Linked DNA regions of Homo sapiens: regions 1 and 2 are each linked to region 3. A link is an interaction called in ENCODE POLR2A ChIA-PET data of the cell type or tissue named here. Cell type or tissue: HepG2. All regions are shown on one strand.

Evidence for each region. Peaks named below come from ENCODE experiments on the same cell type or tissue, not always from the same donor. Only the 100,000 strongest peaks of a DNase experiment are listed, where the experiment ranks them.
Region 1: POLR2A ChIA-PET joins it to region 3 with 6 read pairs; 3 of 35 experiments call an interaction of 5 or more read pairs at or near these places.
Region 2: POLR2A ChIA-PET joins it to region 3 with 8 read pairs; 1 of 35 experiments calls an interaction of 5 or more read pairs at or near these places.

The regions. Positions count from the first base shown.
Region 1 is chr17:65,687,792-65,695,791 of GRCh38, forward strand. CEP112 (centrosomal protein 112) reads right to left here. Exons shown (of 27, transcript NM_001199165.4): 24 at 1,338-1,427. Among named protein-coding and RNA genes, the nearest start is that of AXIN2, 130 kb to the left of the region's middle. In HepG2, no CTCF peak of the experiment used is centred here; a DNase peak (open chromatin) is centred at 3,010; H3K4me3 peaks cover 342 bases.
Region 2 is chr17:65,746,128-65,754,127 of GRCh38, forward strand. CEP112 (centrosomal protein 112) reads right to left here. Exons shown (of 27, transcript NM_001199165.4): 22 at 4,535-4,597. Among named protein-coding and RNA genes, the nearest start is that of AXIN2, 190 kb to the left of the region's middle. In HepG2, no CTCF peak of the experiment used is centred here; DNase peaks (open chromatin) are centred at 3,524 and 4,694; H3K4me3 peaks cover 521 bases.
Region 3 is chr17:65,584,905-65,592,904 of GRCh38, forward strand. No RefSeq gene overlaps it. Among named protein-coding and RNA genes, the nearest start is that of AXIN2, 27 kb to the left of the region's middle. In HepG2, a CTCF peak has its summit at 3,449; DNase peaks (open chromatin) are centred at 537, 3,577 and 7,437; H3K4me3 peaks cover 553 bases.

The sequences.
Region 1 (8,000 bases), 100 kb after region 3:
ATCAGCCTTACTTTTGTGTTTTCCCTTCCCCCAAATTCAGAATAAGCTAATATAATATGCCAATATTCCTGTACTGAGTTTTACAACCAATGTATAAACATCTGTCAATTCCTATGACTGTTTCTGTACATAATGGATTGGTGGCACTTAGATCAATATTAGCAACGCTACACTCAACAGCTGAGGGCAATGCATTTATAAAGGGTTTCATCAAGATTCATGGTCTCTAGTGATACATGTTGACTTTTTAGTTTAAATTGTCAAAATTACCACTAAGTGTAATTTATTATAACCAGAAGAGTTGGGTGAAAATAATGCTGTCATTTAAAAATAAAATAGGTCATTAGCTATTGTCACAGCCATACTATTCTGGGTTATATTACATTATTTTGAAAAGAATGGAAAGAAAAAGGAGAAAACTAAAATTCAAAAGAAAATGTGATTTATGCCTCTAAGCAAAATAATATCCATTTATTTTGAAATGATGACATAGCAGACACTGTTGGCTGCATACTCAACACTCCATTTCCCCTCCTTTTTGTTCCAGTTTTCATTCTTCTCCCAGTTTCATCACCAGCAGGTGGGTCCTGATTATTCTAGGCTAGTTTTGTATACTCAGTTCTTTAGCCAGGGACTGGGTATGCCAGGCTAAGCATGTGACCTTCTCTGGCCAATGACATGTAAAGGGAGGGGGTAGTTTCCAGGAAAGATTTCCTTACTCATTAGGCCCTAGAAACTGGCAGCCCTTTTCTGCCTCCGAATAGTGCAGATCTGGGCAGAATGCCTGGCACTGCTGCAGCCATCTTGAAGTTGGTTCTAGAATGAAGCCAGCACCGGAGGGAGAGTCATGAGAATGCTTTACTTGTGGACTTCTTGTTCTGTGAGGTAATAAATTGCTTTATTTTTTATGTGAACCATGGGTGGGATATTCTGTTACTTGCACCCAAAGCATCTTAACTGAAACAGGCAATGTGTAAACTTGTTTTTTTTTTTGAGACGGAGTTTTGTTCTTGTCACCCAGGCTGGAGTGCAATGGTGCGATCTCGGCTCACTGCAACCTCTGCCTCCCGGGTTCAAGTAATTCCCCTGCCTCAGCCTCCCAAGTAACTGGGATTACAGGCACCTGCCACCACACCCAGTTAATTTTTGTATTTTTAGTAGAGACAGGGTTTCACCATGTTGGCCAGGCTAGTCTCGAACTCCTAACTTCAGGTGATCCACCCACCTCGGCCTCCCAAAGTGCTGAGATTACAGGTGTGAGCCACTGCACCTGGCTGCACACACTTCTTGACCTAGAGAAAGTAAACAAGAGAGTCAAATAGTAAAGGAGAGGGTACCTGTTCCTGTGACTCCAATTCTTTGTGTTGTAATTTTTTCTCTGCACATCGCACCTGATTAGAACGGTTTTCTAATTCATCTTGTAAAACCTGAAACGGTATAAAATAAAGATATCATTAATAATTAGCACACTTGGAAAAATAGTTCTACACCATGAACTGGCACTAAAAAGGCCTCAGATCTCTAGTTTATTACTCTTGTTCCAAAGCATTCAGGCAAACAATACCAGACTTTTGTGTGTCAGGCCAAGATGTTTTCTGCTTTAAGAATACCTAGTATAAAAAATTCCAAAGTTATAAAATAGACAAATTGGCAGATGTCAATCATATATTAAAATGTCTCATATTCCCAGCACAGAACCACAAGCATGTAATAAAGCATATGTAATAAAGCATAACACTATTGCAATGAAAATGGCTCCCTCAGGACACCTGCAATGTACACTTACACTCTGAATATCATTGTGACGGATAGGAATTGTAATATCTGACCAGCATAACATTTTTCAAAATTATATTATGATAATTTGAGTAAATTATAGCAGCCTTAAAGGAATTTCTTTATAAAGTCAGAGAGGATGGTATGGAACTTGAGGAACTTGTAAGAAATGGAAAGAGGTGAACTCTTTCCTTTGCCAAGTAGCTGTTTGAAATAGCATTCAGGTTAATATGGGAAATGGAAACCACAAAGACCAATAATTACCACTGCATCAATTACTATGTTAAGTAAAGAGATGAACTAGAAAAAGAACTTGTAGTTTCCATGTGCTATTTCTATAATGACACTGGATTGTCCATTCAAACAATCCAATGTAATTACAGAAATACTACATGGAAAGTTACAGTGAGCAGAATGCATGGGGTGGTAACAGCAAAGGTGCCAAATTCACAAAATTCATTTCATCCAGTCAATATTAGTGAGTTCCTGCTGTGTGTCAAGAATTACGATAGGTACTCTAGACATAGCAATGAAAGAAAACAGACCAAAAAAAAAAAAAAAAAAAAAAAAACTCCGGTCGGGCACAGTGGTTCACATCTGTGATCTCAGCACTTTCAAAGGCTAAGGCAGGAGGATCACTTGAAACTAGGAATTCAAGATCAGCCTGGGCAACATAGCAAGATCTTTTCTACAATTTTTTAAAATTTAATTAGCTGGGTGTGGGGGTGCAAACCTGTGGTCCCAGCTACTTAGGATGCTGAGGCAGGAGGATCACTTGAGCCCAGGAGTTTGAAGCTGCAGTGGGCTATGATTGTGTCACTGCACTCCAGTCTGGGTGACAGAATGAGACCCTGTCTCAAAAAAAAAAAAAAAAAAAAAAATCCTTGCATTCACATGCTTAGATTATAATGGGGTGGAGGTAGGCAATAAGCAAACAGTAAGTGTATTATATAACCGTGATGAGTGCAGAAGAAAAATAAAGCAGGGAAGGGGACATTCTGGAGTGGTGTGAGGAAGAGGGGATTGAGATTTTAAATAGATGGTCCAAGAAGGCCCAGCTGGGCGAAGACCTGAAGGACAAGAGAGAGCAAGTCACATGTAAATTTCCACAGGAAGAGCCTTCCAAGCAATAGCCACTGCATGTGGAATGACTCCGAGATGGTATGTTTGTGGAAGCCATAAGGTCACTGTTGAGAGTGATCAAAGCAGCAGCAGTGAAGTCAAGGACATAACAGGGTTCAAGTCACATCAGGTTACGTGGAGTCTTGCAGGTCAAAGGCTTTAGATTTTGCCCAGAGATAGACAGGAAGTTGCTGGGGGGTGGGGAGCAGGTGCTGCTTTCATTGTTGTCTGAAGAGCAGACTGAGGGGCAAGGCAGAGGCAGAGAGCAGGGGAGAGGCCACTGTAACACCAGGAAAGGGAAGATGGAGAGCGGGGCCAGGTGGTAGCAGCTGATGAAGGAAGGATCAGGTCCAGGTATGAAATAGAGATGATGGCCCTGAAGGAGTGGAAGCAGAGAGAGGAAAAAACAGGACCCCAGGGATTCTGGCCTGAGGAGCTAAGACTGCAGTTGGCATTCACAGAGACAGGGCAGGTGTTGGGGGAGAGGAGCCGGAGCTCAGCCTCAGTTGGCTTCAGTTTGAAATGCCTATTACACATCCAGGTGGAGACACGAGTTCAGACACAATGGCTAAATTAGTGTCCATTAAAGATTCCTGCAAACACAATGCCAGTCTTTTTTATGTCCAGATAAACAGTGGTTCTTAACCTTTTGGGAGGTTCTAGACTCCTTTGAGAATCTGATGAAAGCTATGTAGTTACTCCCTAGAAAGAGAAAAACCATAGTTTTATGATTTTGCCTCTCACTGTAGGACATTCATAGATTGCCTGAAGCCCATCTGTGAATGGACCCCAGGCTAAGAACTAATTTAAAAAGTGAAATGGTCTGTGAATGAGCTTGCATGCTTTAGGGTGTCTTTGATATTAGACTTGATCATAAATCTACAACTCAACCAGGTCTGAGAATGAGCTTGGAAATCTCTCCATTCTTGAATTGTCTATAATTCTGTTGTTGTGTTCTACTTCCAAAAGGATGAATGCAATAGTTCCTGTGCTTGTTGATGAGGTAGCCTTTCCCCCACCCCCTACTTTCATAGCTACCAACAAATAGGATCTTATCAGCTTCTTTTATTGCATAATTGGGGAAAGTAATGATTACTGTATTGGGAAGAATAGTTATCTATTTTTTTTGTCACCACTTTTTCCTGCTCTCTAATCCATCCTCACACCACTGTCAGAGTGAACTTCTTAAACTTAAATCTGATTATGTTGTTCCCTGACTGAAATGCTTAAACAACACTCCAGCCCCGCTGAGAGACAGCTCTCACTCCTTAGCACAGCATACAAGGGGCTTCATCAACTGGCTTGGTCTCCAGCCACGCTGTGCCGTAGGAAGCCTTGGCATGCCGTGCAGATGTCATTATCAGCAATAACAACAGGAGCTATCATCCACGGAGTGGATTTTATTTTTAACCCTTACGACAATTTTGTGCACCCAGTATTATTCCATCTATGTTAGAGAGGATGTAATTGAGGCTCCATGCAGTTAACTACCTTGCTCAAGTCCATGTGGTTAGCAGTAAGACACTGCACTGGAATTTTTTTTTTTTTTTTTTTTTTGAGACGGAGTTTTGCTCTGTCACCCAGGCTGGAGTGCAGTGGCACAATCTCGACTCATTGCGACCTCCACCTCCCGGGTTCAAGCGATTCTCCTGCCTCAGCCTCCAAGTAGCTGGGATTAAAGGCATGTGCCACCACACCCGGCTAATTTTTTATATTTTTAGTAGAGACGAGGTTTCACCATGTTAGCCAGGATGGTCTCGATCTCCTGTCCTTGTGATCCACCCATCTCAGCCTCCCAAAGTGCTGGGATCACAGGCGTGAGTCACCACGCCTGGCCTGGACTGGAATTTTAACATATTTTTGTAACTTCAAATTGAATATGTTTGTGCTACTCCATGCTGCCTCTTTCCCACTCTGTACTGATTTTCTCTTTTCTTTGCCTGGAAGTCCCTACCGCACCTACTCTGCTCAATGATGTAATTGCCCTAATCTATACAAGAGCTAAGTATGGACTTCTCTGGGCTTTCATCCATCTAGTGTTTAAGAGAATTAATTTACATGTCTGGGTGGCATGCAACTGCAGCTCAGGGCTCTCCTCTCTTCATCTCTGCAAGCCCAGTGCCAAGCCAGCTCAATGCCTGGTACACAGGTGACACTGAATTCATGTTTGTGGAAGGAACTCATAAACATTTGAACTCTACTCCCTAAAGATATTTACTTCAATCATCAGGGCTTCTGACTGTCCTTCATGTGGCACATTTAACCAAAGGTGATTATGTGTCCTGAGACACAAAATACACAAATATATCCTCCAAATGTCTATATCTATCTCTGAACACACACACACATATCATAATGATAATAATTGATAATATATTATCTGGTTTCTGCTACAATAAAAAATACTCCTTTAATTTTATTTCACAGAAGAGAAAGATGGCATGCCTCTCCCTTCTCTTAAACGAAGAGTTGTTCCCCACTTCCTGGCTTCTCTCCCTCCTTGCCTTCACCTGCAGAACCCTGAGAGTGCTACACTCGGCGTCCCACACCCTGCCCCATTCACTACATACCCCGTTACACCTGCCCCCTGTCCCCACTGCTCTCCTGAGTCAGTTTTCACACCAGTCACTTGTCATCTACCAAATGCCAAAACCAGAAGCTAACTTTCTTCCTTTTTCCACAGAAGCATTTGGCCCTATTCACGCCCAATTGTGTTTTTCTCTTGAATCTTGAGGAAATAATTCTGCTCAGTGAAGTCAAGGGATTAAAAAAAAAAAAGAGGATGCTGCAAAAGTGAAGGCCAAAGACAACAGGCCTGGAAAGAGGGTGATGGATATGGAGAAGGGGATGGGTGAAGTGGAACCGTTGACAGGGAATTGGAAAAAAGGGACTCAGAGATACCCCAAGGCTTTAAGATGGAGTGACCAGAAAATAGTGAATTCTTGCTAAGCACAAGTCAGAAGCGGTGGGGCAGTGTGCTTTCTGACATGCTGGGTTGAAGGTGCTGGCGGGACTTCAAGGAGGAACTATTGCTAGACTCCAAATATTGCTAGACACTATCCGTGCCCCCTCCAAATTCGTATGTTGAAATCTTAACCCCCAAGGTTATTAGGAGACAGGACCTCTGGCAGGGAATGTCCTCAAGAATGGGACTGGTGCCCTTCTAAAAGCTCTGAGTGAGGTCCCTGGCCCCTTCCACCATGGGAGGACACAGTACAAAGATGGGTGTCAACGAACTAGGAATCAGGCAGGCTCTCCCCAGACCCTGAATCTGCTGGTGCTTTGATCTTGGATGTCCCAGCCTCCAGAGCTATGGGAAATAAGCTTTTGTGTTTAGGAGCCAACCTGTCCAAGGGATATTGTTACAGCAACCAGAGCTCACTAGGACCCCTGGCTAGCAGATCACGTTGCTCAGTGGGTCTGAACAGTGGGGCATGCTCTCAGACAGAGGTGCAAATGCGGAAACTTCCTTAGGGAAGTTTCCTAAAATGAGAAGAGGTTCTAAAACCTGCCCTTTGGGTGATGCCCACACTCAGACAGGCAGAGGAGGAGATGGAGGCCAAGAAATCTGGTGGAAGTCCAGATAGGCAGGAGGCAATTGAGGAGAAGTTAGGATGACATATTACGGAAATCTAGCCAAAAGAAAGTTCCAAAGAAGGCAGGGTAACATAACTAGATCTGATCCTTTTTCCATACTTCACATAGTGAACAGACTACGAAGTCAACCATATTTTATCAGTATTATTAAAATGGAATTCAAATTACATTTGCTTTTCAAAAAGGCAGGCCTTTAAAAATTTCCTTATAAAGATGTAAAGTGTGATCTTTCTAAAGTTAATCAGAGAAAGCAGTTGTATTTAGAAATGACTTTCGTTACCTATTAAAGATCAGTTAAAAAACTGAAAAGTCACCAAATAATATTTCACTTTCAAAAAAGTTAAAATGTACGGCATGAAAGGAAAATGACAGTTTATATTGGCAGCTGGTCCTGGTTTTATATTCTAAAAGATTATTAGGTTATTAGAGTTCCAACCTCAGAATTTGACATAAGGACTATGTGAAAATGACCACAATTGCTCAATAAGTACAACCGCGGACTTTAAGTTGTGTCATCCTTATTCAAAAAAGCTTCAAATTTGACATTTCACACACACACAAAATCACAACTTTTAGTTTCTTCCTGAGAAAAGCCCAAGATAATTAAAGAACAGAATGTCCAACACTGGGTCAAAAATATGAAACAAAACCCAACTTGAACAGTTAAATTGTTTATTCTGCAGAACTGTCCCTCCTCTCCTAGCTCTGCAGTGTTAACTGGCATCATTACTGAAAAGACAGTTCTTTTCTCCCAATTAAATCTGCCTTTAAATATACTGTAAGTCAGCTGGCTGTGGGAAGCTACACCGCTCCTGACTTTCAGAGTGCTTTCTGCTGGTCGGGAATAAAGAATGACACTTTCCAGAAGAAAAATGTAAACGACATAAGCAGCTCCACAAGAACAATGAGCGCACACCGCACTCTTTAAAAGGGAGAGCATTGTAGGATAATTTGATTTGTTCCAAATCTGAAAATAATGAGAGCAAATTAAAGTGTCAAAAATTGAACATGTTAATGGGCTCTTCAGGGTGAGGAAAAGGACCTGGTAGCTAACATGCCCATTGAATGGCACTTGTGACAGTACAGGGCTTTTCTGTGAGTTTGGGGAAAAAAGAGTATCTAGTCAATGCTATTTTAATAATATGTATGAACATAATTCAGCTCAAGCCACTCCTTAACTTGTAAAACCACACATTAAGGAATTATGTATAGTCTTACCAAAGTTTTCTCTTGTAGTTCTGCGTCAATTAAACAAGAATAAAGTGATGGCAGATACATGCCTTTTAATAATGAATAAATGAAACACAAGTTCATTTCAATTATAAAGTGGTTAAAAGGTTTTTTAATAAAGGAAAACTTTATTGGAAGAGAGAAATACTAGGTCACAATGATAAAAACAATTTTTTAAAAAATGTTCCCAGAATACAAGGTATATAACAGAGAGAGGCTTTCAGATGTAGTACTGTAGCAAGACCGGACGTCTTTCTAGAGATTTCTGCTCTCGC
Region 2 (8,000 bases), 160 kb after region 3:
TCACTCCAGCCTGGGCAACAAGGGTAAAACTCCATCTCAAAAAAAAAAAAAAAAAAAAAAAGAAAAGAAAAGAAAAAAATGCAGGTTTTGGAAAGGACTACAAGTGAAGTCCAGGATGTTCTAAGAAGGACGTGCTTGCTTTTGTGTGGAAAATAAAACCTTACATTCTTTGGGGGAATAAGGAGAGATTCCTCTGGGGAAAATAATGAGATTATTTTTGGAAAGATATTTTTAAAACTTAGGAAGGCGATATAAGGGGCAGAATGTTAAAACACTTCAGGTGAAACACTTGGCTAGATAAATAGATAAATTATTTGGTTAAAAGACTCACAGGTGATACGGATATGGAACAGTAACTAAAATAAGGATAATTAAAAAAACAAGATTTAATACTTTAAGATTGAGAAATAATCATAATAATCAGATTAACATGCTTCAGGTAAGGAACAAAACTCTACTGGTTGTAGACCCAGAGTATAAGAAAATGGACTACTTTCTCCTTAGCTCAGTGTATGTAATAACTGGCACCCAGTTTAAGTGGTAGAACTATAATCATGGTAAGTAATAAAAAGCCATCACCTGGCAAATTGAATTCAGATAACCTACCCTTCTCATAGAATAATAATGTTAAAAGTTTCTAAGAAAAATGAAAGCTAATATATACAATCATAATCAAAACCCTCCAGTTTTGATTGAATCATAATTAAAAACCATAGAACAAAATGCTAGCACTCAACTAAATGTTTATACTGTATTAGTTTCAATGAAAGAAGCAGATTAGAGAATTTTCATATGGATATTAAAAATTAGTATTTTCAGAAACAAAAAGGAGAGCTATTTTGAGCTGATGGTGTAAGCATCCGAACTCATGAAAGTCATAATAGTTAATAATAATTGTTAAGCAATTAACGCTTTGCAAAAATGTTAGTGGTCTTAAAAAAAAAACAAAAACAGGATCCTAAATAGGGGTTAGGATTTCATCTTCAACTCATTCTATTGCTTTTCAGTTTGTAGTACAGTTTGAGACTTTTATAAAACTCTTCTTTAAAATATAATACAATAAAGAAGACAAGCTACTTAAGAAGCCATGCTTAGGAACGTTAGGTGAACACTGACGCTCCTCACAAAATAAGTGGATGCCTTGTGCATTCTGGGTTGGCCCCCAGGAGGCTGGCATAGAGATGGGCACAGGGGTCATGTGGAATATTCCCAGGTACTAATATGCATCAGGCATTGGGTAGTGTGGGACAGTGGTAGGAGACACTCGTCCCTTGGCAGCAGGCAAGCTCAACTGACATTCCAACTTCAGTCCTGCCCATGTTTCTAACTATGGACATTCTGGCAAAATGGCAGTATCTTTCCTTGAAAAATGGCCACTAGGTGACTAGGCTGAGTGGGGAAAACTATATTAATATTGAAGAGGCAAGGTTAATACATAATCACTTATTATTTCAATGTTTTAAGCGGACTAAACTCCAGCACTCACCACCACTGCAGTGTATGCATCGTCTCCATTCTTTTCTTAAGATAAAAAAAAATGTGATTCTGATGGAAATGATATTTGGGGGCGTGCCCAGAGATGATGCAAACACTGCAGTGGTGGCGAGGGTGAGTGCTGCAGATCTCAGAACGGGGCACAGGTCTCAGGTGTGCCAAAGTTTCAGTGTACACGGTCTATTAGGTCCTACAGGCTTGATAAAATCATGAAAAGTAAGCAGCTTCCTCTAAAGGAGGAAAATCTTTAAAATATTTTCCAAATTTAATCTTATGCTCTCTGAGGTACCAACACATTCATTACTAATGCATTCATTTTCTTTTTTTCAGAGAGGGATTTTTAAAAACCCAACAGAGTTAAGCACTTTGCTTTTAGTGTTCTCATCAGCCTAATGAGATATGAGTTAGAGATTCCAACAAACTATCACTTAAATATGGAGAGATCCAATCCACAGTCTTGTTTTATAATGCTCATTTTTAAATAATCTGACATGCTTCTCTGAACTGACTGGCATTGTAGACTAATGCTTCTCAAATGCCAGTTCACAGATATAAATATTTAGAAGTTGGCAAACAAAATATTATCAATGTAAGGTTATCATCCTAACTTTTATGAGAAGGATGGACTATCTTTGATTATATTACATCCTTTCTAAGAATTTTTTGGTGTTGCGCTGTCCCTTGATTAATGAAATGATGGTAATAGTATATGATAGTTGTTACTAGTTGCTTTTTCCTTCTCCACCTTCAAGTCTTTTCTTGGGAAAACAGTTAGCAACCCTGTGCCTCTCCAAGCTTTTCAGGGAGATTTTATCACCTTGTGAACACCCAAAAACATGGTGTCTGAAGCAATAATTTGTTCCACCTTCCAAACCTTTTTTCATTCTTCCCTGCCTCCTTTCCTCTTTCTCTATGGCAATTTTAGTGCTGATACTATAATAATTCACATTCGTTAAGTGCTTTAGTGTGTACTAGGTACTATACTGAACACATTTTTGGCATTGTTTTACTTAATAGTTAAAACCATCCTATGAGGTTAGTACTGCTCCTCCATTTGACAAATGAGGAAATTGAATTCCAAAGAGGGCGGGTAACTTGCTCAAGGTCACGGAAGTGGTAGGGCTGGTATTCAAATCCAGGGGTGCTGGACTCCAGAGCTCAGGCTTTCTTCTGCATTAACTTACATTTAATTTGTTTTAACATCAACTAATCAGGCTTCTTCATACATTCCTTTAGATAAATACTCCTGTTTACACTCTCATTATTTAGGCATTTTTATTAGCTATCTTATATCTCACTCTCGGTCTGCTTCCCCCATTTAACGTAAAGCGAAATAAGCAGGATGTTAGGATATGCCAACTGGGGATTTTTAATGTTTTAATTTAAACTTTAACTTTTGGCCTAAATAGATTTCTTTTGATTGCAAGAATCTTTTTCAGTGGATTAAAAGGATATTTCTCCATGTTCCTTCCTCAAGGAAGGGCTGGAATAATGGCAATCAAGACATAATCATCATTTCTTACATAAACATATACGACTCTTCATTTGGACAAAGACTTTTTGCTTTTCTAATGGGATGTGAATTAGTAGAACTGAAATTTTAGGCCAGGTGCGGTGGCTCATGCCTGTAATCCCAGCATTTTGGGAGGATGAGGAGGGAGGATCACCTGAGGTCAGGAGTTCAAGACCAGCCTGACCAATATGGTGAAACCCTGTCTCTACTAAAAATACAAAAAATTAGCTGGGCGTGGTGGCGGGCACCTGTAGTCCCAGCTACTCGGGAGGCTGAGGCAGGAGAATGGCGTGAATCAGGGAGGTGGAGCTTGCAGTGAGCCGAGATTGCACCACTGCACTCCAGCCTGGGCAACAGAGCGAGGCTCTGTCTCAAAAAAAAATAAATAAATAAAATAAAATAAAATAAAAGGAAGGGATTGGGCCAGGCTGGTAGTGTTAAGGTTAAGAACTTCCACTTTGAAGTCAGATCCAGACTGGGTCCTGGCTGAGTCACTTGCCAACTTGTGTGATCTTATCTCTCTAAATCTCAGTTTTCGCAAATGGAAAAATGGCACCAGTAATAGTTCCTAATTCCAGAGTTATTGTGAAAGACTGAATGAGTCAACATGGTTAGTGCCCCATGAACATTAGATATTATTATCTTTTTGTTGTTGTTGTTACTACTATTATGTGGCATTATGTGGTAGTATGGTAAATTCTAGTTTACTAACCAAATACCACTGTATATATATATAAAAATATGAAGACAAGCTGATTTTAACAATCATTAGATATGCTCACAAAACCAAATGGCTTAACTTACCTACCTGCAAAGTAAAGATAAGTAGTATTTATTTGTTCTAGAATCACTTATACAAGTAAGGAATACTTGGAGTTCCTTAAATGATACTACTGGATATCACTATAATAACTTATGCTGAAAAAGTACTCTGAGCATCATATTTCAAATAGAGACAGGCATTCAATTATTGGCCTTTCTTATACTAAAACTACAACAGTAAGTACAAATAGCAAGTTATGGATGTAGGGACTTAGAATTCTCTTTGTCCTAAAAAGAGTCAACAGTTGAGCCGCAGACTTAACCTAGAATTATTTGTCATTTTGAATTTTGTTTGAAGAAGCCTTTGGTAGAGCAAAATGGAGTATTACCAAAAAAGCACAGATAGTACCAAACTGCTTACATCACAAATGTAGGTGTGTATCTCCTGTCCTTGTGAAGTATGTTTCAGCCTGGGCTTGTTCAAGTGTATAGGCTGGTTTTACAACATCTGAGAGTGTGTGTATGTGTGTGTGTGTGCATGTGTGTGTTGTTTCAAATGGTTAAATATGCCTAATTTTTCTTGATTTTTAATGACTGAAATATTAAAACCATATTGTTTATTTGTATACCCATAAAAATATGATACCATTCCACAAAAAAAAACTGAAAAGAATGAAGTTTAACTTGAAAGTGCCAAGGCTTTTATGTGGAGGTTTCATTTTTGTTTTGGTTTTACCCTGTTTTGTGTCTTTTAATGTTGCTTACCTGTGAAGATTTGGCAAGCTTCTGAGTGTATTCCTTCTCAATCTGCTTCAGCTTGCTGTTGGCCTGAAAAACACATGTACATGAACACATACACAGTGACCTGTGAGCTTGGTATCTCTTCCACATGCCTATCACCAGGCAGCTGGGATGCCTGCCAGCTGCACCGCCCTTCTGGGGCAGCCAGAAAACCACAGGGCTTGTCTTTGATGTTACGCCAACTATTCATCACTTAAAAAGCAAAAAAAAAAAAAAGATCTCTTCTGCCAATTATTAGACAAACATAAGACTTCTGTGGATAGAAAGAGAAAGGGAGAAAGAGAGACAGAAATAGACACAGCAAAAGTATGAAGGCTCAGAAGGTAAAGTAAGGGAAAGAGAGAAGAAACAAGAGGGGCAAGGAAAAGGGAGAGGGAAGTGAAGGAAGAAGAAAGGAAGGTAAATTTAATACTTTTTCACCTTAATTAAAAAAATAAAAGGAATAGATGCTTCTGGACAAAGGAGATATGGGATTTTGAGAATCACTGAGCAGAGGTGAGCCCCTACTCTGCCAAATACATAAGAGCTAATTTTTACAGTGACAAATGTATCTAAATCAAACAAGTTTTAAGTTTTATGTCCTGGAAATAGGGTGGCCTTTCCACAATCAGTCCACATTGCTTAGAACTTGGTTATCCCCTCTGCCACTCAAGTTCCAATTCTTTTTATGTGATCTGTTTTCTGCTCTCTGGAAACTTTTGGGATCTTTATTTCATCGTCAAGGTTTAAAAATGTCACAGTGACGTGCCCTAGACTGTGTCTTTTCCCCATCAATCATGCGGGCACTAAAGAGGCTCTTTCACTCTGAACTTGTGTCCTTTACTACTGGGAAAGGCTGGTCATTACTCTCATGATTTCTCTCGTCTCTCTGTACGTCTGTTTCTCTCCCTGAGTATGTCTCTCCCTGCAACTCTGATTTTGTACCTCTTAGATTTAGTGTCTCTTTTTCTTGTTGTTTCTATGTTCCATTTGTCTTTTTGATTATTCTTAGAATTTCCTCAACTTTTACCTAAAACTTTATATTCTGCCATCATATTCATAATTCCCAACAGTTCCTTTTTGTTCTTTGAACAGCATCATCATTAACATCCCTCTTTTTACAGATGAGAAAACGAAGACACAGAGAGGGTAAGTAACTTGCCCAGCATCACACAGCTAGGAAGTGATGAAGCCAGGACACAAACTCACACTTTGGCTGCAGAGCACAGGTGCTCCACCAGTGAGAGCACTGCGTCATGCCTTGCAATACAGTCCTTCTATCTATCTATCTATCTATCTATCTATCTATCTATCTATCTATCTATCTACTGTTCCTTTCATCCATCCATCCATCCATCCATCCATCCATCCATCCATCCATCCATCCATCATCTGTCTATATGTCTATAACTATCTATCTACACATATATTTTAATTTTTTTCTGCTCAGTAGAGTGTGTGTGTGTGTTTCTGAGTTCCCTTTGTTTATTTACTTTCACCTGTCTGTTTTGGTCTTTGTCTTTCACTTTAGATACTTTCCTCAAATATCTGGTGATCTTTGATGTCCTTTCTTATTCAAAGTGAGGTCTCCAAAGCTGGATAGAAGAATCTTGCATATATGTATGGGTTTGTGGATGGGTGGGCATCACTGCAGGGTGTGTTACAAAGGGGCCTGGACTCTCCCATGCCAGCATCTGACTGGATTTCCCTCTTGGATCAGTTTGCCCAGAGCTGCATCCTCCAGTTTCCTGCCAGGCAGCACAAATCTGATGGCCAGTATTTTCAGAAGGGCATCAAGGTGTTCAGGAGAGTGACTCTCGTGCAAGGCTAGCCTCACATTTCTCCTCAACTGTACCTGAGGCCCTTTCTCATTCCACCTCTCCAGAGAACAAACCAGGGATAGGGATGGGGGCAGTCTTGGGATAAAATCTGGGCCATCTGTCCCAAATGCAGACTTTCAACCAATCTTCCAGTTCTTCACTTCACCCCATACCCAGTCTCTCCAATTCCTGAACCTTCCCAAAGTTCTACCACAGGAAAGATCTTGCTGCTTCTAATGGGTATCCTTCAGGTCTTCCTTCCCCCAGAAATTGTTCAGTTTTTAGGATTATTAGTTCTGCTAAGTTAATTTCAGGCCCAGCCTTTTTCAAGTTCTCAATGCTATTGATTTCTTATGTGTATGGTTGTCTCTTATTTTCTTTGAAAAAATATATAGTATAAAAATCTTGATGCCTGAGTCTCATCTGCAGAGGTTCTGATTCAATTTATCTGGGCTACAGGCTGGACACTAGGATTTTTAAAAATCTCTGCTGCTATTTCAAAAGTTCAGCCAAGGTTAAAAACCACTGGTTCATGCCTTTTTCAATTTCCTTACTTTCATTTTGATGGGACTTCCTCAGGGAGTAGAGATAAAAACAGGTGAGTTCTGTCCACTACCTTTAGTTGGAAGCAAATGATTTGTTTATTTTCATATCACAAATAGGGTGAGGAAGCAATCCCGTGCTCACAGCCCACTCCAGGCTCACCTCTATGGTAGTACTAAGGCTGAATTAGTCATTGTTGGTTAACCTGTCTTTTTCCCACTAGATAATGAGATCCTAGAAGGCAGCTCCTAGCCCCTAACATAGTGTTTGGGGCATAATTGTCCATCTAATGAATGAGTGGATGCCGTACAAGCCCTTTGCCTCTTCTATCGCCTCAGTCCATACCTTTGAAGTTTTCTTTTCATAACCATTTTTTTACGGACTTAAGTTCAAAACCAATTCTTTAGAGTTCATTCCATAAATCTCTTTGTATCTATAATCCCATCGAGTACACAGGGTAGTTCTGTTTCTTCCAGAATAGAGAGGGCATGTGACTATTGCTATTTTTCTAGTAAGTCATCAGACTTGACTCCAGCTCTATTATGATTAAAGCCACTCTCCACCAGAATTAGGGCTACTCTGAACCTCTTGAGGTTTATTTGTCTTGGCTCACATTCTGTCACTATTTTTTTTTGTCACAAAATGCTTAATAAAGTATTTGTTGCTTTTAAAATAAACGCTTAATAGAACTCATACCATGTCCCAGGCACTGTTCTAAGTGCTTTAAAAATATTCACCCACTAGAAAATCTAAAAATTAATTCTAGTGTCATAAAGATGAGGTTACTTTTCCCTAAAAATGCTAGAGTCACGGATAATAGTTAGTGCAGGAAGGCCTGTGTCTTGGTGTGAGCTACTCTTCATGAGTTTATGGCCAGCCCCCAAATCTCACAAACCCAATGAAGCTCCTTTATAACTAAATATCCAATTCATTCATCCACTCTAGGCAGCTGGACAGCAGCAATGAACAAAACAGCCAAGAATCTCTCTCCATTTTTATGAAACATCTAGAGAGTAAACAAAGTAACTTTGAAAAGTTACATGGTGCAAGGCCTATGGAGAAGTATCAATCAAGAAAGAGAGAGAGGA
Region 3 (8,000 bases):
GAAGGTCCTTGAGGCACCCCCTGCAAGGATCACGAGCACCTGAGAAGGACTTGCTTTGTTTCTTAAGGGATGTGGCCTTGGAAGAAAGGGAACCCCAAGGGACCCTGGCCCAGCTGAAGAGGAAGCTGCACAGCCTCTCTCTCCATGAAGAGGCTACAAAGCCTTGGCTGTGGGATCACAGTTCCTGGCAGGGACAGTGCTGGCTGCTGGAAGAGCCAGCAAAGCCAAGGCCAACGTGCTGGCACTAAAAGGGCTGGTGGCGCCACCAGGAAGTCCCGCAGGCCCCAGGAGGCTCTGATTGCTGCTCAGGGCCCAGAAGCTAGGAGATCCCTTCTTAGCCAACCCCCCAACCCGAGGCAGAATGCAGAGCGCATACACGGGCCCCTCTGGCCGATCCAAGAGAACCTCAGGAAGAGCAGGGACTTTGGGCCTTGGAAGGTGAGGCTAACGTTCACATGCCTTGAGAGTGGCCGGGATGACTCTTGCAGGCCAGTCTCGCTGGTTGCTTTTATCTCTGATGAATCCACCCTATTTGGCTTTGGGGGTGCCTGACTCACTGTTGACATTGTATGTCACTTGCAAACAATTCATAAAACTTAAATATCAAACAGATCACACTGGATCAAATAGATCAAACAGATCAAGTGGGATCTTGGAGTGAGAGCATTCATGAGTTCAGTTTCAGACCTGGCCTTAGAGCTTTTAGGTCCAGGGGTGCTAGACAGCACCATGGGCTGCACCTGTTCTCTGCATCAGAGTCCTGGGGGAGGTCTACACAAAGCCGGATTCCAGAGCTTTTCTCTGGAGACTCAGGAGGTCAGGCTGAGGGGTCAGCAGCTTAGCCCAGTGATTTTTAGACCACCCTGGATCAAGATAGCCTAAAACAATGGATGTAATTGTCATTACATACAGGTAAAATTAATGGACAGAAATGCCTCAATTCTTTCTCCCATAATTAAGAAAAACCAACCCTAAAAAATATTTGGTAGGTCTTGACACTGAATTCTAGAACAGGATCTTTGGTATTTGCCCAGAAATGTACATTTGGGTTTACTGTACCCATGTGCATTAGTCAGCTTGGGCTGCCATAGCAAAACACCATACACTGGGTGGTTAAATCACAGATATTTACTTCTCACAGTTCTGGAGGCTGGAAGTCCAAGATGAAGATGCTGACGTCTTTGGTTCCTGGTGAGGGCTCTCTTTCTGGCTTGCAGAGGGCTGCCTTCTGGCTATGTCCTGCTATGGCTGAGAGACAGAGAGAGAGCAAGCTCTCTGGCATCTCTTTTTTTTTTTTTTTTTTTAGATGCAGTCTCACTCTTATTGCCCAGGCTGGAGTGCAGTGGCACGATCTCAGCTCACTGTAGCCTCTGCCTCCTGGGTTCCAGCGATTGCCCTGCCTCAGCCTCCCCAGTAGCTGAGATTACAGGCACACGCCACCACGCCCGGCTAATTTTTGTATTGTATTTTTAGTAGAGATGGGGTTTCACCATGTTGGCCAGGCTGGTGTCAAACTCCTGACCTCAGGTGATCAGCCTGCCTCAGCCTCCCTAAGTGCTGGGATTACAGACGTGAGCCACTGTGCCTGGCCTTTGTGTCTCCTCTTATAGGGGCACTAATCCCACCATGAGGGCCCCATCCTCATGACCTCATCTGAACCTAATCACCTCCCAAAGGCCCCATCTCTGAATATTGGGGGTCAGGGCATCAACATGGGAATTTTGGGGAGACAGATTGGGTCCATAGCACCATGTTTCATGGAGCTCCTCTGGGAGCATCACCAGGTTGTTCTGACCCACATGTCAGGTGCCTGCCAGGTGGGCACTGGCTTAGACTCGGGGGCAGTGTCAGCAATGGTCAGACCCGGACTTTTGCTCTTCAGGAGCTCTCATTGTGTGAGAGATCAACATAGAAACAGGGTAACGACCAAGGTGGAGATGTACCCAGGGTGCTAGGGGAGCAAAAGGGGGCACTGAGTCTACTTTACAGGAGATGACAAGGGGTAAAATCAGCTCAAGGAAACTGAGAAGGGCAAACCTGGAAGATGGAACAGCATGAGCACAGGCTCTGAAGCTCGACGCAGCCTTGGGAGAGGGGATGGCTCCCTGTGGAGCCGGACAGTACGTAACCCACAGGGGGCTGTCTGGAGTGGAAGTTGTTGTGGCCAGATCAAGGAGAAACCCAGGGCTCTGCTAGGAGTATGGCCTTGACTTCGCAGATAAATTGTCTTAAACTGGGTAGTGGAGGAGCTACGTAACCTGAGCTGGGTTTTAGAAAGCTCCCTGTTGTGGGCGTGTTGGGGCTGGATGTAATGAGAGGTAGGATTCAGGCAGCAGGGACCCCATGGGAGTCCATTACACGAATGTAAGCGATCATATTTGTTTAGATATTCACATTTTATTTCAGCAACTGTCTTAGATAGGGCTCCCCAGAAACTGACTCTGTGAGGGGAATGCATGTGAATTACTAGGAAAACTGTAAGGAAAATCCTGCAGGGGAGCGAGGGAATGGAAGGGAAGGAAGCCAAGCAAGGCTGTGACACCGAGCAGTGTCCACAGAGGGGGGACTTTGGTTCCACCCATGGGGAAATCTGGAGACAGCGTAGCCCACTGCTCACCACTGTTCTGGCTTGGGGACAAGGGAGCTGGAGGATTTATACCCCAGCATCTGTCCACCACTAGTTAAGGGCTGGGAGGAGATTAAAGGTATGCAGACACTTGCTGCTCTCCCAGTTGCCAGCAAAACACATTCTAGAAGCTTCCACCAGAGAGGCAGCAGGAAACGCTGCGAGTGAAGCAGGAAGAAGCTGGTCTCCAGGGTGGGGTGGGGGTGGGGAGAGAGGGGGTTGGAGAGCAGAGCACTGAGGGCATCTGGTGCCATGTGAGGCTGCCCAGGGACTTCCAGTGCATCTCATGACTAGCCAGGGCCAGCCAGGAATTCCTGCTTGGGAAGTACTTAGTATGGTTCAAATCTAGAATGTCGAGGAAAGCCCAAAACAGGACAGCCGCATCAGCTCCTTTTCCGGGATTATGGGGACTTTATAACTCGAAAAAATTTTTTCCAGCTGGGAGTGGACAAGGGATTTGGCAAGCAAGGAATGACCCCATACTGACCTCACCAGCTAACCGAGAACCACATCAGTGGCTACAATAGGGCTTTGCTGCAAGAATCGGGGCCCATCCAAGGGCTGCCACTGACTGGTTAACTAATGTGGGGAAGGCCAAGTTCCCATCCATCGGTTACTCAGTGCTCTTTATCTCCACAATCACAACGACTCTACCTGCCCTACTCATCTCTAAGATGGTTATAAAGATAAAAATGGGATTCCAGCTTGGGCAAGTTTTCCAAGAATGTTCAAGGCTTGTTGTAAGTCCATAGTATATGCCACTTCTGAAATGCTGAGTAATGTCAGACAAGGGCCAGCAGGGAGAAAAGTGACATTTACTGAATGTCCCCTACAGGTTGGCGGCTGCCTTTGCAAGCTTCATGCAGGTGATGAGAAGGTGCATAGGGAGAACTTTGACCTTCAAGGCTGGATACTGACAGAAACCTTGGTCTGTCCCTGTGGCTGCAGCTATCACTAAGGCATGTGGTCTCCACCCAAAATGCAATTAATCACTGAGCACGGGCGTTACCTCTTCAGACTTGTGAATAAACAGAGATCAAAGACAGCCAGTCAATGAGACTCTGATAGGCCTTTAACCAGGCCCGGTGCCAGCTCGCTGGCCGCCCGCACTCCTGATCCAGCCAGACACACTCAGCCACCCATATGTCAACTGCCTGTCCTGCCCCCCACCCTCCAGGGCCAGGCCAGCCTTCCACAGTGTCCCAGAACCATTGAGCTTCCAGGTTAACCTCTTCCCTGTTATAATGACGCACGGAAGTCACCTTTCTCTTGGAAAACCAGGACTGTGGATGACATGGCTGGGACACCATCCCTTTCCCCCTTCCCCTTGACAGCCCACTGGGTCCTGTCACTGATAGACCCAAAAGCAGAGCATCTCCCTCTGAAACATTCAAATCTGTACCCTAGGCCCATTTACAAAGCTGACTTGTCTGGAGCCTCAAGACTGCAAGAAAACAACGAGACTCTGACTGTAACATCTGAACTGTCAGGGAACGCCTGTATAACCTCTGTCGGCCTCTCTGCCAGGCAGGGTTTATGCCCCACCTCACTGTGGGAACCCTGGTGCCCCAGATGTGGGGATGAGAGTGAGGGGGACGGGGAGTCTGTGCCATGCTCCAGGATGGCCAGGCTCTCCTGGCCACCCCCAGTGTCTACCTCAAAGTCCCCACCCCATTGCACAGCACGGGAACCTGTGCCCACAGCTCTACAGTGTGAGCTCTTTAAGGGCAAGGAAAAGATTCATTCACCTTTGCATTTCCAGAACTTCACCCAAAGCAGGGGCCCAGCACAGGTAGGTGTCTTTCATGCGGGACCCACCACACACCACCGGGAATACTGAGGATCTGAGAGCCTGTGGGACTTGCCCAAGCTAAGCTGGTCAGTGAACGGCAGGGTCTGGACTTGAACACAAGTCTGTCTGACTTCAAAGTCTGGGCTTGTTCCAATACATTACACATATGTCTGAGCTAAGACATCTGGGTTTACAACATCATAAAAATCAAAGGTTGGCAATACGTTCCCAGCATCCAGTTTCACACATGGACCAGTTTTGTCCCAGAGCCAAGGACTGGCGACCCTGGCTTCAGGCACCCCTTTGCTGACAGGAGCTCTGGGGAAGACAGTGCAGAGGGCACTGTCCATGCAGCCTCTCTGGGGGCAAGGACAGGCCATACTACAGATGTTTTCAGTTACCACCAAGTTCTCTCTTCTCTAAGAGGATGTAGGCTGCCTTGTATAATATCTACATTAGTGGCCAGGCATAGCGGCTCATTATAGACATGAGTTACCAGCACTGGGAGGCTGAGGCGGGTGGATCACCTGAGGTCAGGAGTTTGAGACCAGCCTGGCCAACATGGTGAAACCCCGTCTCTAGTAAAAATACAAAAATTAGCTGTGTGTGGTGGCATACACCTGTGATCCCAGCTACTTGGGAGGCTGAGGCAGGAGAATCGCTTGAACCGGGGAGGTGGAGGTTGCAGTGAGCCGAAATTGCACTACTGCACTCCAGCCTTGGCAACAAAGCAAGACCTTGTCTCAAAAAAAAAAATCTAAATTAGCAGATGATTTTCAAAGTTTTTGGATTGGATTGTGGAACAAATCATATCATTTCCCTGTATCAGGCTACATTGAATATTCGCCATAATTTTATTTTATTTATTTTTATTCTTAATTTTGAGGCAGGGGCTCGCTGTGTCATCCAGGCTGGAGTGCAGTGGTGTGATCATGGCTCTTGGCAGCCTTGAACTCCTGGGCTCAAGTAATCCTCCCACCTCAAACCTCCCAAGTAAGCTGGGATGACAGGTGCACACCACCATGCCCAGCTAATCATCAGAATTTTCCAAGAACAAATCAAATGAATGCATAGCCTATCTGTGATCAAGGAGAGTCTATGTTACACACCGCTACACATTACCTGCCCTTCTTCAGGGAACACTCTCTATGATCTCTGATAATCCAGGCACAGTTGGCCACAGTGTTTCTCTTTTCTTTCTTTCTTTCTTTTTTTTTTTTTTTTTTTTGAGATGGAGTCTCGCTCAGTTGCCCAGGCTGGAGTACAGTGGCACGATCTCAGCTCACTGCAGCCTCCGCCTCCCGGGTTCAAGCGATTCTCGGGCTTCAGCCTCCCGAGTAGCTGGGATTACAGGCGTGCACCACCACACCTGGCTAATTTTTGTATTTTTAGTAGAGATGGGGTTTCACCATGTTGGCCAGGCTGGTCTTGATCTCTTGACCTCGTGATCCGCCCACCTCGGCCTCCCAAAGTGCTGGGATTACAGGCGTGAGCCACCACGCCCGGCCACAGTGTTTCTTTCTGAGCTTAAAAAACCAGAAAGGGGGATAAAAGGTTGGAAGTGAAATTTGGTCAGCTAGTTAGATCATGAGTGTTAAAAGGTAATAAAATCAAGGCGGCTGCTGGCTCTGGCCAGAGTCATCTTCCCAATACAGCCTTTCTGCAAAGGTCTGGCAGCTGCAGGGCAGCCACACCACGGTACAAGAGTCAGTTGCAGACGGAGTAGGAGGTCCCCAGCTCTCTCCTGCCCTCCTTTGATTCTTCCACCTGAGGCCCAAGTATGGCTTGTGTCTTGAGATGCTGCAGTCTCTTTCCCTAGGGTACATTTATACTGCTTCAGAGAAGCTTTTGGTGTTTTTGGTTTTTTAAAGAATAGAGACAGAGGCCGGGCATGGTGGCTCACGCCTGTAATGCCAGCACTTTGGGAGGCTGAGATGGTTGGATCATTTGAGGTCAGGAATCAGAGACCAGCCTGGTCAATATGGTGAAGCCTCATCTCTACTAAAAATACAAAAATTAGCCGGGCGTGGTGGCACATGCCTGTAGTCCCAACTACTCGAGAGGCTGAGGCAGGAGAATCACTTGAACCCGAGAGGCAGAGGTTGCGGTGGAGTGAGAATAAGCCATTGCACTTCAACCTGGGCGACAGAGCAAGGCTCCATCTCAAAAAAAAAAAAAGAAGAAGAAGAAGAAGAAATTATTTCAGCCTGACACGGTCCCTCACACCTGTAATCCCAGCACTTTGGGAGGCTGAGGCAGGTGGATCACTTGAGCCCAGGAGTTTGAGACCAGTCTGGGCAACAGAGTGAGACCTTATGTCTACAAAATTTTTTAAAAAAATTAGTTGGATGTGGTGGTGCATACCTGTAGTCCCAACTCACCTGGAGAGGCTGAGGTGGGAGGATCCTTGAGCCCACCTCAAGCTGCAGTGAGCCATGATCAAACCACTGTACTTCAGCCTGGGTGACAGAGCGAGACCTTCTCTCTCTCTCTCTCCCCCACCCTGCCATACATATATATATTGTTTTTTTTTTCCTACAGAGACGAGGTCTCACTCTGTCACGCAGCCCAGGCTGGTCTTGAATTCCTGGCCTCAACCAATCCTCCTACTCAGAGCTAGGGTTACAGGTATGAGCCACTGTGACAGCCATATTTTGTAAGGAATGGAGTGAGGGCTGCAGATGGATGGGCCACAGTCTTCTCAGGTGTGCTGGTGATTGTCTCCTGAGAGCTGGACAGAGGCCTCTGCACTCTACCTGCACTCAGGAAACATTTACAGAATCACACTCTGTGTGGAGCACTGTGTTGCCCTGGTGGGTCTGGGGTGCATTTCCTGGTCCTTGGAGGACTCAGATGGCTCTCTGTAGAAGCCCAAAGGAGGGTTGGTGGGGCTGAGGCATGTTGGCAGTGGTGAAGATATTCTAGTAACCTCCCCCAGCACCCAGCCTTCCCACTGGTTGGGCCTAGGAATGTGGTCAGAGAGCCCTGCCCCGAGTTTGCAGAGAGGCTATAGCTGCCCTGGCAGCTGGTCAAGCATCTATCCATTTCAAAGGCTTTTTGTTAAACTTCTAACAGCCGAAAGGACAGCCTGAAGCCATGCGCCAGGAAGGCCTCCCAATTTTGGTGGCCAGGAAGTCTATTGAGCTCCCCTCCAACCTCTCCAACCCCTAGAATGGAGACCTGAGCTGGGCAATCAGCCCAATAAATCAGGGGATGGCACCCCAGGGGCCATGATGACCCAGGGGAGGCCCCCTCTGGCTTTGGGATTTACTGAAGGGCAACGCACAGGTGTGCAGGGCAAGAAGCCGCCAGGAGGCCTTGGAAAGATGCTAGCCAGGGCTGATGCCAGTGTCATACAAGTGTTGGGTCTCCCTGGGGCAATGTTCTAGTTGGATGCAGTCTTCCTTTCTTCCCCAGGTCCTGTCTGCTCATCCAGCTCTAGCTGTGGGAGTCAGCTCTGCCTTTGGTGGGGGTTCTGCTACTACCAATTCACGGGTGCTCTCCAGGCAAGCCATCTTGGCTTTTGAAATGTTATTTTCTCATTCATAAAATAAAGATGTTGGCCCGGTCACCAGGTCTGCT